Regions from separate parts of the Homo sapiens genome. Here region 1 is linked to region 2. The links are chromatin loops, found by intact Hi-C in ENCODE. Cell type or tissue: dorsolateral prefrontal cortex. All regions are shown on one strand. Links, peaks and the distances in the headings refer to the core of each region. The heading gives the core; the rest is flanking DNA. Region 1 has its middle 12 kb from the start of MIR4318. Region 2 holds the start of CELF4 (CUGBP Elav-like family member 4).

Region 1 (5,367 bases), core at 136-5,135, 100 kb after region 2:
AGAGAAGGACAGAGGAGAACATTCCTGGTGGAGGGCATAGCACAGACAAAGGCCAAGAATGGACATGAAAAGCCATACACTGGGGGTATTAAGAAACTTCCTGAGTAGGACAGAAATAAAGGGCAGGGAGGGATGGCCCACAGGGTTCCTCCCCTTGGCAGCATCTTTCCTTAGGAATTAACCATCAGAGAGCCAACTTCTGATGCCCTTGTTTTCTGCCTTGCCCTGAAAGTAGGTCACCCATGGATAGATGAGACCATCCCACTTGAGGTAAATATGGAATCTAACCACAGCCATGGTGTGGGTAGCTCTGATAATCACCAGGACGACTCTGGGCAGCTCAGAAAAGCTCTTATCTCAGACCATCTCTCTGCTTAAAGACTTGTCTCAGGAATACAGTTGGACAGAAGCACCAAAAGAAACAAAACTGTTGGACATTTCTAAAGGTCCCAGAAACTTCTGGCTTTCAAGCCAGTTCTTGTTTTAATATCAGGGTGTTTTCCATCATGAATCCACACAATATTACACATCCACACAATTCAGACTCTACCTGCCTGCACTGTAGATGTCCCTTCATTCCCTTAACAAGCACACAGATGTCCACCCCAACACATCATGCATGCAGGCACACATGAACACTCAAAAATCACACATGCCTTGGCAACATAGAGGACAGAACTGCTCTAACTTGAGACCAGTGAATAAATGAAGACTCAAGGCCAAGATGCTGTATGACACTGTTCATCAAACACCCACACAGGTAGTTGTAGAAATGACACTGGGGCATTCGTGTTCCCTCTTCTTTCCTCTCCTGTTAATTCTCCACCAGCTCTAATTATACTTCAAGCTTTGGGGGTCCTTGCTTGCCTGTACCTTTTCTTTCTATTCTTAGGTATGCTTGTTTTCCAGGGTTCAGCTGGGTCCAGAAATGTGGAAGTTAGAAAAGATCATATTACCTTTTGCAAACTGTTTTCACCAGTTTGGGTAAGGAAGAGGAGCTTCAAAAAGTTCCCTCTGCCTCAGGAGACCTCTGTCTTGACCAGGCCATCTCCATTTCCTCTGCACTATTCCTGCCCTGACAAAAGGAATTGTTCTGTTTGAATTTGAATAATGTGCTATTCTCCAGTGTTCTCTTATTGGGCAGAAAACTCAGGCTGTTTCTGGCTGCATCCTCTCTTCCATGTGATCTCTCCATTTAGTGCAGTGCTAGGCCCAACTCAGTAAGTACAGGATAGATGGTTGGATAAACACAACGTTGTTAGTTTGTACATTAATTCCATTTGCCAGTGAAATTTTAAGCCCTGGTTTTGTCCAGAGGCCTGACCCCCAACCTGGAAAATGGCAAACCCAATTCCAGACAAATTCTTAACCCCAGCCCTGACTCCTGCAGCCATGATGACAGCGAGATGCACCAGAAGCACCACCATAGGTTCACCGAAAGGACCCATCAAAGGCAACCGATGCAAGAATAGTCCCAGTGGTGCTGGAAAAATAAAGACAATGGAACAACTGATTAATTCAGGAGAGAACATTGTGCCACTGCCTATTCTCTGACTCTCCTGGCAGCTGGGGTTCAGCCTTGCCCACAGAGTGTTCCTTAAGAGCAAGGACTGAAGTCACTTTTGGGTTCCAAGACTAAATTTCACCTCCAAAATTTAGATTCTGGTTAATTTGCACCAAAGTGGGAGGGCTACACAGACCCCAGGGGTCCCAATGACTATGACATTATGACTCCACTCTTCAGTAGGGGAAACTAGCATGTACTGTGTGCCATCTACGTGTCAAATATTGTGCCAGATATTCTCAATTGCAGGATTTTGCTTAATGGGTTTCACAACAATCCATGACTTGGGATTATTTTGGACAGAACTGAGAGGCTCCCTAAAGTAAGCAGCTCACTGAGTGCCACACAGGTGGCTGCCAAACACCCAAGTCTGACATCTTTGCCCTGCACCAGTGGACAGACTTAGAATGGAGAAGAATGAAACGGACCAAATTGCTATAGAATAGAGTAAAACACACAGGATGGATTAGAATGGGATTAGAAGCATTTCCCATTTCCTCTTCTCTCCTCCCCAAAGGGTCTGATAAGCTCTTCCCACACCGAAATGGGACAACCCTCTCCAGATGATTTGCATTTTAAAGGGAGGTAAGCAGTTTGACAGGAAGTATCCCCAGTGGAGACTGGCAGGCACCTAATAGAGGGTGAGAAGCCAGCAAGAGGCTGGGGTGGAGAGGTCCTAAGGACTTGTGAAGCTGCCCTGTGCTTTGAGCCTGTGCTTAAGGCTGTTTGTTCCTGATTAATTCCTTCCTCTGCCAGGCCCACTTCCCTCTGCCCTTTCTGTCTGGCTCCTCTATTTTCTTGCTTTCTTTTCAGGATTCCGAGTTGCTAGGCAACTCCAGTCTGGAGCTGAGGTTCTCACTGTGTCAAGCAGCTACCACGCAGGGACAGGAAGTCTGATGGAGCCCTTGATTACAGGTGACTGTGCAGAAAAGAAGACAACGGCAGCAACCTTTCCTCATCCCCTTGTTGCCTCCCAGAGACAGAGGGAGTGAACGATCTGGGAGCAGAGCGTTGCTTAGGCCATTTGCCATTTCCCCTTCCTGTTCTGCTCTCTCCTCGCACCAGCAGAACCTCCTTCCATGCAGCTCCCAGAATCCTTGCTCTGGCCTTCTACTGCCCTCACGCACACCCACACAGGCCCTTAACCCCTCACGTGCAGCTGCCCTCAGCTATTCTCCGGTTTAGGGGCATCACACCTCCACGGCTTAACCTCAGCAAAGCGTCAGCAGGCCTTTGCAGGGGTAGGGAATGCAGGACCCCGCAGTACCTACAGACGGAGAGGCAGGCGCTACTCCTGGCACGTTTCCCGTGTGCGCAGGTGGCCCAGGGGAAGGGGTGACTGCTCGCCGTTGCTCCGAGCTTGTCTCTGGGCCCCGGAGGGCAGTGGGAATGCCACCCTGAGCAGACGTGAGACTCACAGGGCATCCCCAGGCGCACTCTAGGCTTCAGTCGTGCACACGTACACATTTACTGAGCCTGTACCGTGTGCCAAGTGCTGGGGATTCCGCAAGCAAGAAAACATTCGGAGTCTCTGACTTCACAGAGCTAAAATTCACACGGGAGGAGGCGGTCGGCACATAACAGACAACTAGAGAATGACGCGAGTTGAGATGGCGTTTTTGACAGCTCCCTTCCAGAGGAAACAGTATTGTTCAGCGTTGGAGGGCCTGGGTTCCCTCCAGCAGTCCCCACCCTTCCATGAGGGCCAAGGCCCTGGAGCACCTGAGAGAGTGGCTGGCCTCCCGCGACCCCCACTGTGCGGCAGCTTCGGAGGTAGGAGTGTGATTGGCTCTGATCTGACGAAACCAGCCTCCTTATTGAAAGTTGTGGTTGTCAGTCTAATGGCGCTCTAGAAAGCTCGTGATCTAGACCTGGCCAATCAGAGCACAAGGATTAGTTAAAGCAGGGCACATGATCTTAGGATGGCCAGTCAGAGGCCAGCCTTGCACTTCGGAAAGAAGGAGCTCTCCTTAGGCTGGGAGGGGCCAAGCCGCTGGCCCGTGAGCCTGGGGCAGCTCTGGACTGTGCTTGCTGTCCTTGAGGAGAATGCAGCCAGCCCAGGGCAAATCAGAGCCAGGCAGGTAAGAGAAACGGCTGGGCCTGAGGCCAGAGCGCCTTCCGACCTTTGGGTTTCACAAGCCAATACATTCTTTAAAAATTTTAAAAATGTAATACTAAGCTAGCTTGCATCGGTTTTCACTACTTGGTGCAGTATGTTTCTCTATCCATATATCTTCATCACTTTTCCCTTCCTCTGGGTCCCAGGTTTCCAAGGCTAGCCTCCAGAGTGAGGAGTCAGAGCTTAGACTAAGCATTCCTTAGTCAGAGCCCTGTTTCAGGCCAGGTACCACCTTCTTCCCTTTTCTTTTTGTTAAAACACACCTGTTCTGTGTTCCGTCTCTTTAGCGTCCTCCCCTCTGCCAGTGATCATTTGATTAAGTTACTCAGGGTATTGATGGCTACGAATTGCTCCCGATATCAGTGATCCTGTGTGGTCTTTTTACATTTGGACCATAGTCCTTCATGCCATAATCCATGGAACTGGATACCTAATAGTGGAAGTGATGCAGGTGGGGGGCAGGGAAGTGCTGGGTAGAGATGGGCGGGGTCCCTGGCGAGGGTGCCACCCTCGAGCTCGTGCCCATGGACCTAAGTGAGGATAGGAACTCCTGAGTTTTTTTCACCCAAATGTTGCATTTTCCAAGACCACTCTGGCCTGCCATGCACCCCATCCTGTGGCTGTAAAAACCCCGAGACCCTAGCGGGCACGCACACAAGTAGCTGAACGTCGAGAGGAACACACCAGCAAAAGAACATACCAGGAGACATTGGCAGGCCATGGACTGCGGAACGATGCGGATGCCAAGGGGAACTCGGTAGGAGGAGAGACCGGCCGCTGGGCGGCCCGACTCGGAGGGAAGACCACCTTCCCACTCCATCCCCCTTCTGGCCTCCCCATCCACCTCTCTGAGAGCTACCTCCACTCTGTAAAACCTTGCATCCATCCTCCAAGCCCATGTGTGATCTGATTTTTCCAGTACACTAAGACAAGAACCTGGAATACAGAAAGCCCTCTATCCTCACGATAAGGCAGAGGGTCTAACTGAGCTGATTAACACAAATAGCCTGCAGATGGCAAAACTGAAGAAGCGCACTGTAACACACCCACTGGGGCTTCAGGAGCTGTAAACCCTCAACCCGAGATGCTGCCATGGGGTCAGAGCCCAAAAACGCTCCCCACGACCTGCCCTCTGCCTGCTCCCCCTAGGGGTTTGAGCAATGGGGCACTGAAGAAGTGAGCCACACCCCTGTCTCATGTCCTGTGGGGGATAAGGGAACTCCTGTTTCAGAAGTTCATGCACTGAGGCAGGCTGCTGAAGGGATGGTTTTATAGATGCTCCTCCTCCTAGTCCCTCTGAAGTTCGTTGGCTGGGTGTTCAGTTACTCTGCCTGTGTCCATAGCTGTGGGCCAACTCTCCTGGCTCACAGTGAAATGCCTGGGCCTCTACCAGAGGTCATGTCCTTCTCATAGAAGGCAGACGAAGTCTCTGAAAGGAGAGTTTTGGAAACGGGCATCCAATAAGTCTGAGTCCTGGAGTGGCCTTGACTAGTCAGTGATCTTGCAGGGCCTCACTCTTCTCATTTATAAAATGGAGGTGTTTGATGAGCTGACTCCTCAGTCCTCTTCCAGCACAGATGTCCTGGGTGGGGTATCTGTGTCTCTGAGTAACCTGTGGGCCTTGTGTGTTTTAGGGTGAAAGTGTCCTCATGGGAGAGTGTGAGGCACATTTGAATGGCTACTT
Region 2 (5,367 bases), core at 76-5,075:
TTTTTGTGTTACTCAACATGCCATTAACTTTAAGATTTACTCCTCAGCAGGCAAGCTGGAAGATACTAAAGCCAATAAAAACTGCTCTCTGGGACTCCAACTATGAAGAGTTTGGAGCTCTGTTTAGTATTCGAACGAAGGGAGGGCTGGAGAAAGAGGGTGGTTGTGATAGTGAAAATCGCTGCTGCTTAGAGAGCCAGACAGCTCTGCGCTCTGCACCTAATGTGCTGGAGGATCAGCTGTGTCCATAGCCCATTTGTGGCCAAGGATGAGGCTGCTCTCTATGTGGGGGTGGGTGTGCGTGTGTTTTCATCTTTAAAACCACCAGCTGTAACAGCATCTTCGGCGGCTCTCCACACTACTGTTTATTAAAAACGGAACATCCATACACATCCCCTACAACTTCCTTAGCCCCGTGCTCCTTCCCTGCCTGGCGATCAATCTCTCTCAGAAAGCATTTAACTTGCCCACATAGATCCAGCACCGATTCATTCCCGCTGCACATCCTATATATTACTGTTAGGAAGCGGAGCACTGGGCTAATTTCGTCACCCACCAGCCACCCACACACATTCTACAACTGAACACGTTTGGGGCTCTGCTTTAAAGATAATAAAACAAGGAGAAAACAGGCAGGCTGCGGACAATTCCCATGACCACTTTCCTAAAAAGTTGCTGTGTTTTAATTCTTTGATTATTCTGTCTCCCCCTCCCCCAAGCACTCACTGGCAATGATCGCTTCAAGGGAGAAATAATGTACTATAAAGCTCTCTGCATGGTGAGTTTGGGATAAATTAGGGTACACCTTTCAAAATGCAAATCTCGCACACACATATTTTTTTCCCAAAGCCCCGCTTTCCTGGGAAGGGGACTATCCAGGCTTGCCAGACCCCCCACTCCACCCAGGGGATGGCTGGTTCCTTGCTAATTCTTGCCTTAGGTTTTATCACTGGTTCCTTCAAACATCCAACCCCCCCACCCCCAACACACACCACCATTCACACCACAATCAGATTATTGAGGCACACAGCTCGACAGGGAGAGTTTACTGTTACATTTAAATAAAAATTTCTCTTTGAATTTGTCACCTCTCTCCCTTTTAGACGGCTGCGCTCCTGCTACTCTAGCCCGGAGCAAAGGATGAGGAGACCACCTCCTTTAGTATTTTCAGCACCACGGCGATGGACAGCACCCTCGGTCCTCGGCCGGCCAGGAGCCCGCGAGTCCGTCCGCTCAGCGTCCTGGGCTCGACCGGTGCAGCCTTCCCCATCCCCATCTTTCAGGTCGCTGTACCCAAAAATCCAAGCCCCGTCTCCTCGATCCCCTCTCTCTTTCTCTTCATCGGCGCCCGCTGCTCTCTCCATGGCATCGTTCCTATCAGCACCTCGCCCAAAACCCAGTCTTGCCCCAGCGAACAGCTCCCCACGCACCCCAGCTCTGGTCTCCGCTGCCCGAGCGCCTCCCTCCACCGCGCCCGCCCGAGGCTTCCTCTCGCTTAGTCCGCCGCTCGTCAGTCGCCGGCCGGCCGGTCGGCCCGCCAGCCCGCTCCTGCTCCCCGGCAAAGTTGGGAGGGAAAGGTGTACTCACCTTTGTGCATGCCTGTGAACCTGTCCTTCAGAACCGTAAGCTCGTAGATTTTGCCAAACTCCTCGAAGAGGGGCTTGAGGTCCTTCTCATCCAGGTTGCGGGGGATCTGCCCAATGAACAGCTTGATGGCATCGTGGTCCTTCATGGGAATGGTCGACGGGTTCCCCGGGCTGTGGCTTAATCCGTTCATGTGCCCGGCACTGCCCGGGCTGCTGCCGAGCCCGTTGGTACTGAGGCTTGCGTTGTCAGCCTGTCCGTTTGCTAACGTGGCCATCTTTATATACATAGAGAAAATCTTCTTTCCTTTTATTCTTTCTCGCTCACACTCTCTCGCTCCTCTCTCTCGCTCGCTCGCGCTCACACACGCACACGCATACACACACTCGGGTTCTCTCCCCCTCGGTTTCTCTACACCTCGCTCTCCGCTCGCTCTCTGCTCTCTCTCTTTCTCCTCTTCTCTCGCTCGCTCGCGCTCGCGCTCTCTCTCTGCTCTCCCCCCTCTCTCTCTCCCTCCCTCCCTCTCCTCTCTCTCTCCCTCTCTCTCTCCCTCTCTCTCTCCCTCTCTCCTCTCTCTCTCGGTCTGATCTGATTTTTTTTTTCTTTTTTTCTTTTTTTTTTTTTTTTTTTTTTTTTTACATTGAACAGACAGGATCTCTGTCCTTTCCGTTTAAACAGGCTGGACCGGTTCAAGTTCCCAGCCAGACCAGGGGTGGGGGTGGCGAGTGTGCGCGCGCGGAGGAGGGCGCGGGGGGCCGGGAATGGGCGCGCTGTGGGGGCCCGCGCCACGGCGGGCGGCGGCCGGGGGCAGGGCGGCGTGGGGCGGCGGCCACCGCGCCTCCCCCGTCGGCGGCCCCGCGCCGTGGCGATGGTACAGTCCGAGACGGCCCCCGGCTATAAATAGCGCCAGGCGCATGGCTCTTCGGGAGGCGCTGAGATTCCGGGCCCGGCGGCCGCGGGGAGCGGGTGTCCGTGAGGAGCCGGGCAGCCGGCCTCCTCTCTTTGCCTTTTGGGGGTTCTTTTTGTAATAGCAGCAGGTGCAACTTTTTGTATTTTAAAAATAGTGATTTTTATTTTCGTGTGGGTATGTAGGGGGGCTTTATCCACCAAGCTATGCTCTATTAGGGCGCCAGGCGGGCGAAGCAAAGGCAGGGATGGCGGGCGGGGCGGCGGCGGAGGTGGAATGGGCGCTTTTTTCTTCCATCTGGCTTTATTTATTTATTTAGACTAGAAAAGCGAGCCGGCTTGGAGGGAGTCCGCCCGGGGATCCGAGCGCGCATTCATCAGTGTCGAGAGAAAAAAAGCTACATAAATATATATTATGTGGATAAATCTATAGACAAGAGCTCTCTCGCGCGCGCTCTCTCCCTGTCTCTCTGTGTGTGTCTTTCTCTGTTTTTTTTTCCTCCTCGCACCCCCAACCTGCCAGAGCAGCCCCACATCTTCCTCCCGCCCGGCATCTACCGCCACCCAAGCCACCTGCCAGGATGGGGCTGGGAGCTGTCGGGCCGCGCCGGGGGGCAGAGGGACGGGGAGTAGAGACTCGGGGTCCGACCCCCGCCCCAACCCGCTTCCGAAGGCGGAAGGTGGGGGTCCCCGTCCCGGGCGGCCTCCCCCGCCCCGGAGAGCGCGGCTGGTCCCCCGGTGGCTGGCGGGAGGAAGGTAGGAGTCGGGCGCCCCTGCCCGCTCGCCCGCCGGAGGGGGAGGAAGGCGCTGGGCGCGGTGGCCGGTGAGCCAGCGCGGGGGATGGCTTGATTTGCCCTCGTCTGCTTTACGGGTTCAAATAGAATATATTTTTTTAATCACCATCAAAAGAATAAAGCCCCTGAATCGCTATCTGGGTTGCCGCCGGACCGAGACTCGCGCGGCGTGCGCTGCCCCCGCGGGTTTCGTTTTCGGCACCTACAGCTCCCGAGGTGCGAGGCTGAGTCGTTCCTGCCGTGGGGACCGGGGGTCGAGCCGCCCGGTCCGGACCCCGCCGGACTCCCCGCCAGGCCCACTGGGGCTGGCATCTCGGCTGCGCGGGAAAGGGAGTGGCAGGCGCGGAGCCGGGAGCAGGGTCCGAGCGGCCCCGCCTGTAGGGGTGAATACTGGTGGTGAACTTGGCTGGGGTAGCAGATTTTCACGTTAATGATATTTACCTGCACCCCGTCCTCTCTCATGTTTGCTTTTTCAGGGCAGCCTCTTCGCTTCAGAAGCCTGGCAAATTGAAATAACGCGCCCGCTCCCCCGCGGGCTGCGGGGCTGGGGAGCTGGGGCGGCGGGGCTGAGCGGCTGGCCTAACCCCCGCCGGCCCTCGGCTAGCCACTTTCGGGTTTCAGGGTTTCTCTTTTCTTGCCCTCGGATTACATTACGTTACTAGAGGATATGTCTGCAATTTTAATTAAAGAAATGAGACCCCAGCTGCCTGCAAACCCAGGCCAACCCCATTTGGTACAAGCACAATACGGAGCTCTCCAGCGCCGGAGGAGGCCCGGAGGCCCGAGGTTCGCAGCCCCAGGCCCCGAGTCCGCTCAGGACGCCTCTCTCTGAGGATCCCGGGCCCAAACCAAAGAGCAAGTATGATTTTTAGAACTGTGGAACTTCATCCTTTCATTTTAGCTTCTCCTGCCTTTGCTTGCCGGAATCGGGTGTAAGTATGGTTAATTCGTCACTTGGTTTACCGGGTTTACGTTATCCGGTGTTGTATGCTGGTCTAAGAATCGACCAAGTAGATGACTCGAACAGAAACTCACATATAGAGCCTTTGCCATGTGGTGGTTGTGTATTTGGTGTGCCTTTGAAGTGCCCTGATAAGGGGGGCAAGTCCCTGCTAAGCACTTGGAGAGTTTGTGTGTGTGGTTTGGCCGTGTGTGCCTGCTTGTGTGGATGCAGCGTGGGTCTCTGCACGGACCCTGCGTGTATCCACACTGCATATATGTGTGTGTCCATACCAGGTTGAGACCTCCTCCTTCTGGTCCCCTAGGACACATCAGCAGTGGCTATTAACTCTGTCCAAGATATCTCTTCCAACATCATCCTGTGGTGCTGGTGCATGGCACCCAGGATCCTACAGCTGAGTGGCATGTATTTTCTGCTATCACAGGGGAGTTTAGGAGAGTAAATTCCTGCTCGAGGTCTGTTTTTCTCTCCTTGCCTCTCAACCCCTGAAAGCAAAGCCCGGACATCGGAAAGGGAAAGGGGCCAGCTAAGGGCAGCTGGAAAAGAAGGGAACTGCTCAGGGGAGAGTCACTGAAGTTCACCCTCCTCTTCCTGCCACCACCCAAGGCACCCCTAGGTCCAAGTAAATTATTCACAGGGGGTTAATTACTCATGTTATTATTAATAATAGTCAATACATAAATAATAGCAATCGTTGGGCAGGAGTGAGCCAGGGAGTGGGCTTGTTAATGAAAGGGGGCACTGGCTATTTCAGATGCCATGAAGACTCCTCCATTCTGTGCAGTGCCAGTTCCCTCCAGGACTGCTCCCCTGCCCTGTGCACCACGGCCCCTCCTGGTGTCTCTTCATCCGTGGACTCAAAGCTGTGGAGAGCTGCTCCTTCCTTAGAGATCCCCACCCTCCCCCTTCTCCCACCTGATGATGGCTTATTTTGGATTTGGGTTATCTCACCTTAGCAGGTGGCACAACCCTTACCTCTCATCTTTCTGACAGATATATGGCGAAATGTCCTCCCTCCCAGCTCCTGCCCCAGGACACTAAGTCCTGTCTAACTGAGCTACCCAGTGTAAACAGCAGCAGAAGCAGCTTCTGTTTAGGCATCAGTCTCTTAAAGGTGCAGAT

What was found. A loop is a pair of places that touch in the nucleus more often than their neighbours do. Peaks named below come from ENCODE experiments on the same cell type or tissue, not always from the same donor. Only the 100,000 strongest peaks of a DNase experiment are listed, where the experiment ranks them.
Region 1: it touches region 2 in a loop (3-fold over the local background); 2 of 110 quality-filtered maps call a loop at or near these places.

Annotation. Positions count from the first base shown.
Region 1 is chr18:37,666,888-37,672,254 of GRCh38, forward strand. No RefSeq gene overlaps it. Among named protein-coding and RNA genes, the nearest start is that of MIR4318, 12 kb to the left of the region's middle. RefSeq lists enhancers at 1,814-2,770, 2,771-3,725. In dorsolateral prefrontal cortex, for the core only: no CTCF peak of the experiment used is centred there; a DNase peak (open chromatin) is centred at 2,418; H3K27ac peaks cover 1,615 bases.
Region 2 is chr18:37,563,769-37,569,135 of GRCh38, forward strand. CELF4 (CUGBP Elav-like family member 4) reads right to left here and starts at 2,030. Exons shown (of 13, transcript NM_020180.4): 1 at 1,588-2,030. The coding sequence starts at 1,873. LOC124904288 (a long non-coding RNA gene) reads left to right here and starts at 2,509. Exons shown (of 2, transcript XR_007066345.1): 1 at 2,509-2,621; 2 at 2,811-2,920. RefSeq lists an enhancer at 1,574-2,077. In dorsolateral prefrontal cortex, for the core only: no CTCF peak of the experiment used is centred there; DNase peaks (open chromatin) are centred at 1,193, 2,033, 2,493, 2,803 and 2 weaker places; H3K4me3 peaks cover 5,000 bases; H3K27ac peaks cover 4,523 bases.